Linked DNA regions of Homo sapiens: region 1 is linked to region 2. Evidence: read pairs that join two places in POLR2A ChIA-PET (ENCODE). Cell type or tissue: Panc1. All regions are shown on one strand. Each heading gives the region's core, and the rest is flanking DNA. Links, peaks and the distances in the headings are about the cores only.

Region 1 (2,903 bases), core at 320-2,819, 140 kb after region 2:
GCTCCATCTCTACTAAAAATACAAAAAGTAGCCGGGCGGGCATGGTGGCACGTGCCTGTAATCCCAGCTACTCAGGAGGCTGAGGCAGGAGAATCACTTGAACTCAGGAAGTGGAAGTTGCAGTGAGCCGAGATTGTACCATTGCACTCCAGCCTGGGTGACAGAGCGAGACTCCGTCTCAAAAAATAAAAATAAATCAAATGCACCTGCTGGCAGGGCGCGGTGGTTCATGCCTGTAATCTCAGCAACTTTGGGAGGCCTAGGCAGGTGGATCACCTGAGGTAAGGAGTTCAAGACCAGCCTGGCCAACATGGTGAAACCCCATCTCTGCTAAAACTACAAAAATTAGGTGAGCATAGTGGTGGGCACCTGTAGTCCCAGTTACTCGGGAGGCTGAGGCAGGAGAATCGCTTGAACCTGGGAGGCAGAGGTTGCAGTGAGCCGAGATGGTGCCACTGCACTGCAGCCTGGGCGACAGAGTGAGACTCCGTCTCAAAATAATAATAATAATAAAACAAAATGCACCTGCCATTTCTTTCCATCAGGTATGGCCATGGAAATGAGGGTCATAAGGGAAGCAGTGTATCCTCACAGATCCCCAGAAACGAGAGACACAGCCATGCAGGGCCACTTGGGAAAGCACCAGGGTCCCTCAGGGAGTAGAGGAAGCCAAGGGAACACAGGGGTGAGACCCTTTGTTATGCTTTCCCTGGAAAAGGCAAGGAAGGGTATGCAGGTTTAGGATTGGCTAGTTAGAATAACGTTAGCAGGCTCTGGGGATTAGAGGCTGTCATTTGTTATTTGGTGTCTGGCCCAGGATGATGAAGGCAGAGAAATACTGCCTTCTGAAGGGTGAGAGGCAGCTAGAAGAGCTGGTTCAGTGTTGGGGCCCTGGATTAGCTGGTTTGCATATGAAAGGCACACTCAGCCAGGAGCCGTGGCTCAAGCCTGTAATCCCAGCACTTTGGGAGGCCGAGGTGGGCAGATCACAAGGTCAGGAGATGGAGACCATCTTGGCCAACGTGGTGAAACCCCGTCTCTATTAAAAATACAAAAATTAGTTGGGCATGGTGGCACGCACTTGTAATCCCAGCAACTTGGGAGGCTGAGGCAGGAGAATCGCTTGAACCCAGGGGTGGAGGTTGCAGTGAGCCGAGACCGTGCCACTGCACTCCAGCCTGGCAGCAGAGTGAGACTGTTTCAGAAAAAAAAAGGGACACTCTCAGAGGGGTCATTTGCTAGCTCTAACAACTGGCTGGCTCTGGCAGGGGCAGTCCCTCTCTCTGCTCTTGGAGGTCCAAGATGCCAGAATATCAGCAATCCAGTGGGGCTTGGTGAGGTGGCTCACACCTGTCATCCCAGCACTGAGGGAGGCCGAGGCAGGAGGATTGCTTAAGCCCAGGAACTTGAGACCAGCCTAGACAACATAGTGAGACCCCATCTCTCAAAAAAAAAAAAAAATTAGCCGTGTGTGGTGGTGTGTGCCTGTGGTCTTCACTACTTGGGAGGCTGAGGTCAGCAAATTGCTTCAGCCCAGGAGTGATGGTGATCGCGTCCCTACACTCCAGTCTGTGGACACTCTAGTACCTTGAGGACAGTACAGCCTGATTACAGAAGCTTTACAGCAAGTCTTGAAGTCAGGTATTATAAATCTTCCACCTTCATTCTTCATTTGTAAAGGCCTTTTGGCTATTCTAGGTCCTTTGAATTACTGTGAGAATATTACAGTTGGCTTGTGAACTCCACAAAGCCTATGGGATGTCGATTGGGATCAGAGGAAAGCAGGAACGGTGGGTGCCAAGGAGAGGTGAGGGGCTGGGGGCAGGGACGGATGTGGCCAGTGAGGACAGTAGGATACTTGTTGGGGGAATGTGGGGACATCCAAGCAGTGGTTCTCATAATGCGGTGCAGGGTACTTACCCCCTCCCTGCCCCTGCTCCCCACACACGACTTCCCACGCCTCTCCCATGAGCACCTGCACTAAGGGGCTGCATTTAGGCTCTGCCCACATTGGAATCATGCCCTCCTCCAGGCCCTCCTCCTCCTCTCAGAAGCCCTGTCTGTGAGAGAGCCACAGCCCCAGGCTCAGTCCCAGGTTCTGTCACTGCTGTTGGGGGAGGGAGGATGAACAAATCCAGGAGACCTCACACCATCCCAGAGCAGAAATCCTGACACAGAAGGAATCTCCCATGGGGGTTCAGCTGGATCCAGGGCCTGAAAGTGACATAAACATGCATGTTGCATCTAAGGAGACTGCACGTGGCAGCATTGGGCAGCATGTGCCCTCCAGAGCTACCCAGAGGCTGTTGGCTATAAGTTCTATGTGGCCCCCACATTGGACAGCCTGGTAAGCAGGTGACCTTTCAGCCAGGTCCTCAGGTGGGGCGGGCCACCCTCTCGAGGCCCTGCCCAGACAGCCAGGGGGTCCCTTGTCCTCTCTGCAGCCCATCTTTCCAGCTGTGACCAGTTCAGCCCAAAGCCCCCGTCCCTCAGTTTCCCTGTGGGTTGAATGGAGATAATGTGTCACCTCAGAATGTTGTGAAGCAGAGAATGAGGTGTTTAGGGCCTGGCTCAGACGGAGGGGTTTCCTGAGCATGGGGAACCTGTTTCCTCAGGCCTGTAAAGGGAGGGAGGGCGGGCCGGCCTGGCTGGCCCTGGGAAGCACAGAGGAGCCTACTAGGACCAGGGAAGAGACTAAGAGAAGGGAGGCCCGTCCCTGCCTGCTTCTGTCTCAAGAAGGCTGATGTCACTTCCTCTGATGAAATCCTGTCTTCCCCCACGGCCCCTCAACTGATGCCACCTCACCCTGGAGAGGGTGGGCAGAGCCTCCTACGGAGGGAGCCCTGTGCACCACCAAAGCTCCCTGCTCCAGTGACCACCCCCGGGCAAAGGCCGGCAGATCC
Region 2 (2,903 bases), core at 164-2,663:
TGCAGCCACATGGAGGAATCTTTCCTGATCCCTCCTCCTCCAGGCAAGCCCTGTCCTCCTCTCTCTCTTCCCACACTCTAGTTCCCTGGGGATGCCAAGTGTGTCCCCAGTACTACAAGCTGTGGCTGTACACACATGGGGTTCTCTCTGCCTGGAAAGTGCCCCTCCATTATGTTTTCCACCTGGCAGGGGGCGGGGTGGGGAGGGGCACTTAATTTTAATTTTAATTTTTTTTTAAGAAATAGATTCTCAGGGCCGGGCGCAGTGGCTCACGCCTGTAATCCCAGCACTTTGGGAGGCCGAGGCAGGTGGATCACGAGGTCAGGAGATTGAGACCATCCTGGTTAACACGGTAAAACCCCGTCTCTACTAAAAAATACAAAAAATTAGCCGGGCATGGTGGTGGGCGCCTGTAGTCCCAGCTACTCGGGAGACTGAGGCAGGAGAACAGCGTGAACCTGGGAGGTGTAGCTTGCAGTGAGCTGAGATCGCGCCACTGCACTCTAGCCTGGGTGACAGAGCAAGACTCCGTCTCAAAAAAAAAAAAAAAAAAAAAAAAAGAAATAGGTTCTCAGGCCAGGCGAGGCGGCTCACGCCTGTAATCCCAGCACTTTGGGAGGCTGAGGTGGGTGGATCACCTGAGGTCAGGAGTTCTAGACCAGCCTGGCCAACAGGGTGAATCCCCATCTCTACTAAAAAATACAGAAATTAGCCAGGTGTGGTGGTGGGCACCTGTAATCCCAGCTACTTGGGAGGCTGAGGCAGGAGAATGGCTTGAACCTGGGAGGCGGAGGTTGCAGTGAGCCAAGATCACTGCACTCCAGCCTGGATGACAGAGTGAGACTCCATCTCAAAAAAAAAAATCCAGGTTCTTATTATGTTGCCCAGGCTGGAGTGCAGTGGCTATTCACAGGCGTGATCATTGCACACTACAGTCTCAAACTCCTGGGTTTAAGCAATCCTCCCACCTCAGCCTCCCAAGTAGCTGGGAGTAGAGGCATACACCACCATGCCTGGCTCTTTACTCTTAGCTGGGTTCACTTCAAGTGTTGCTTTAGTTCTGGGAAGTCCTCTTAAACTGTGCCCTTGCCAGCTAGACACTTTTATTTTTTTTATTTTTAAGAGATAGAGTCTCGCTCTGTCTTCCAGCCTGGAAAGCGGTGGTTCAATAACAGCTCACTGCAGCCTCCAACTCCTGGGCTCAAACGATCCTCCTGCCTCGGTCTCTCAGGTAGCTGGGACCACAGGAACATGCCATCATGTCCAGTTAATTTAAAGTAATTTTTTAGTAGAGACGGGGTCTCACTATGGTCTCAAACTCCTGGGCTCAAGTGATCCTCCCACCTTAGCCTCCCAAAGTGTTGAGACTAAAAGCATGAGCCACTGCGCCCGACTGAAGATGTTCTAAAGCACTTTGCAGGTTTCAGTGAAACATGTTCCTTTTCTTCTGGGTTGATCTAATTCTCAGCTGAGTAGTGCCATACCTACTTACTACTCAGGAGTCTTTCCTAGGGCGATCTCAAGAGCAGGAGGGGAGGGGACCCTCCAGAACCCAGGGAGAGAAGGAAATACACTCTGCTGTTTTTCTAGCTGACCAGCAGATGGGGGCAGAAATAAGAAGGTAGGTGGGGGCAGAAATAAGGAGGTGGGTTGGGGACAGAAATAAGGAGGTGGGTAGCCAGCCCTGACTTCGGGGCATGGTCCAGCCGAGCCCCTAGGGAGAGAAGCACTTACCTAGGAATCCTTCCTCATCGACAATGATAGTGTAATCCTCTGGTGTCTCAGTCAGACTGAAGAACTTGCACCTGGATGGATGGACAGACAGACACAGAATATCTCATTAGTCCAGGCAGGTCCCCTGGGGCAGCTGCCCACCCGTGCCCCGGGGATGATGTCTCAGTTTACCCAGAGTTCCAGCCCCAGGCTGCTGGGTGACCGCGGGTAAGTTGTTTATCTCTCCCTTCATGTCCCCCTACTCAGTTCTCACTCAGGAGAGGCACAGAGATGCTGATTGTCCCCACTGTACCCCCGCAATCTTTGGGGACCTCTGAGCCAGTCAGCCCCTATGATTGTGTCCAGGCCTGAGGGCCCGAGATCCCAAGTTTTCTTGGAGGGAAGAAGTGGCCAAAGGGTGGCTCCAGTGTGGGTCAGGCAGAGGAGCCGTCTTTTCCATGGCCCTGCCACTGTAACCTCTAGGTGTCTGTTCCCATCTCCCCTCCCATTGTCTTGGGCTCCTCCTCAGCAACTCTGGAGCTCCAAGTCACAAAAATGCCTAATTCCCACCAGCTGACTGACAGCCCAGCCCTTGGTTAACTTTCCATCCCTAAAGAGAGAGGAATGCGGCCATCCGTGACATTTTTGGGACATGGATCTCTGCCCCACCTCACATCACCTCTGATAGCACCGCTCAGCCGGGGAGGTATGTTGCTCATCTACCCCCAAAACGAGACCATCTGTTCCCCAAAAACAGGGACCAGAACTGTGACCCTGCTGGCCTCAGTCCTGGGCATGGTTTTGGTGCCCAAGTCTGTGTCCAGGCCGCTCTCAGGCTGGGCTTCAAGGCTTTTGGTCCTTGGGTGATGGGGGTCATCACCCCCTCAACCCCCGTGTCCCTGTTCCCCATTTAGCCAGAACCGCACCCCCACTGCACCCTAGAGAGTATTGCAAGCAGAGATGGCAAGTCCAAGCGTGCACAGGCAGAGGCTTGCAGGAAACTGACCCCTGGCCGCTTATCTGGTGTTCCGGCTCTCAAGCACAAAGCCAGGCATGGGCTCTGCATCCCCACCCATTGAGGGGAGCCAGGACAGAAAGAAGCCCACAAGTAACCCAGGTGTATTTGTCTGTTCTCATGCTGCTAATAAACACATACCCGAGACTGGGTAATTTATAAAGGGAAAAGGTTT

The links. ChIA-PET counts read pairs that join two places held together with the same protein. Peaks named below come from ENCODE experiments on the same cell type or tissue, not always from the same donor. Only the 100,000 strongest peaks of a DNase experiment are listed, where the experiment ranks them.
Region 1: POLR2A ChIA-PET joins it to region 2 with 27 read pairs; 4 of 35 experiments call an interaction of 5 or more read pairs at or near these places.

The regions. Positions count from the first base shown.
Region 1 is chr7:100,369,672-100,372,574 of GRCh38, forward strand. It overlaps a transcript of PILRA not described here. Among named protein-coding and RNA genes, the nearest start is that of PILRA, 2.4 kb to the right of the region's middle. RefSeq lists an enhancer at 733-1,484. In Panc1, for the core only: no CTCF peak of the experiment used is centred there; no DNase peak of the experiment used is centred there.
Region 2 is chr7:100,231,870-100,234,772 of GRCh38, forward strand. It overlaps the pseudogene CASTOR3P. Among named protein-coding and RNA genes, the nearest start is that of PVRIG, 13 kb to the left of the region's middle. In Panc1, for the core only: no CTCF peak of the experiment used is centred there; no DNase peak of the experiment used is centred there.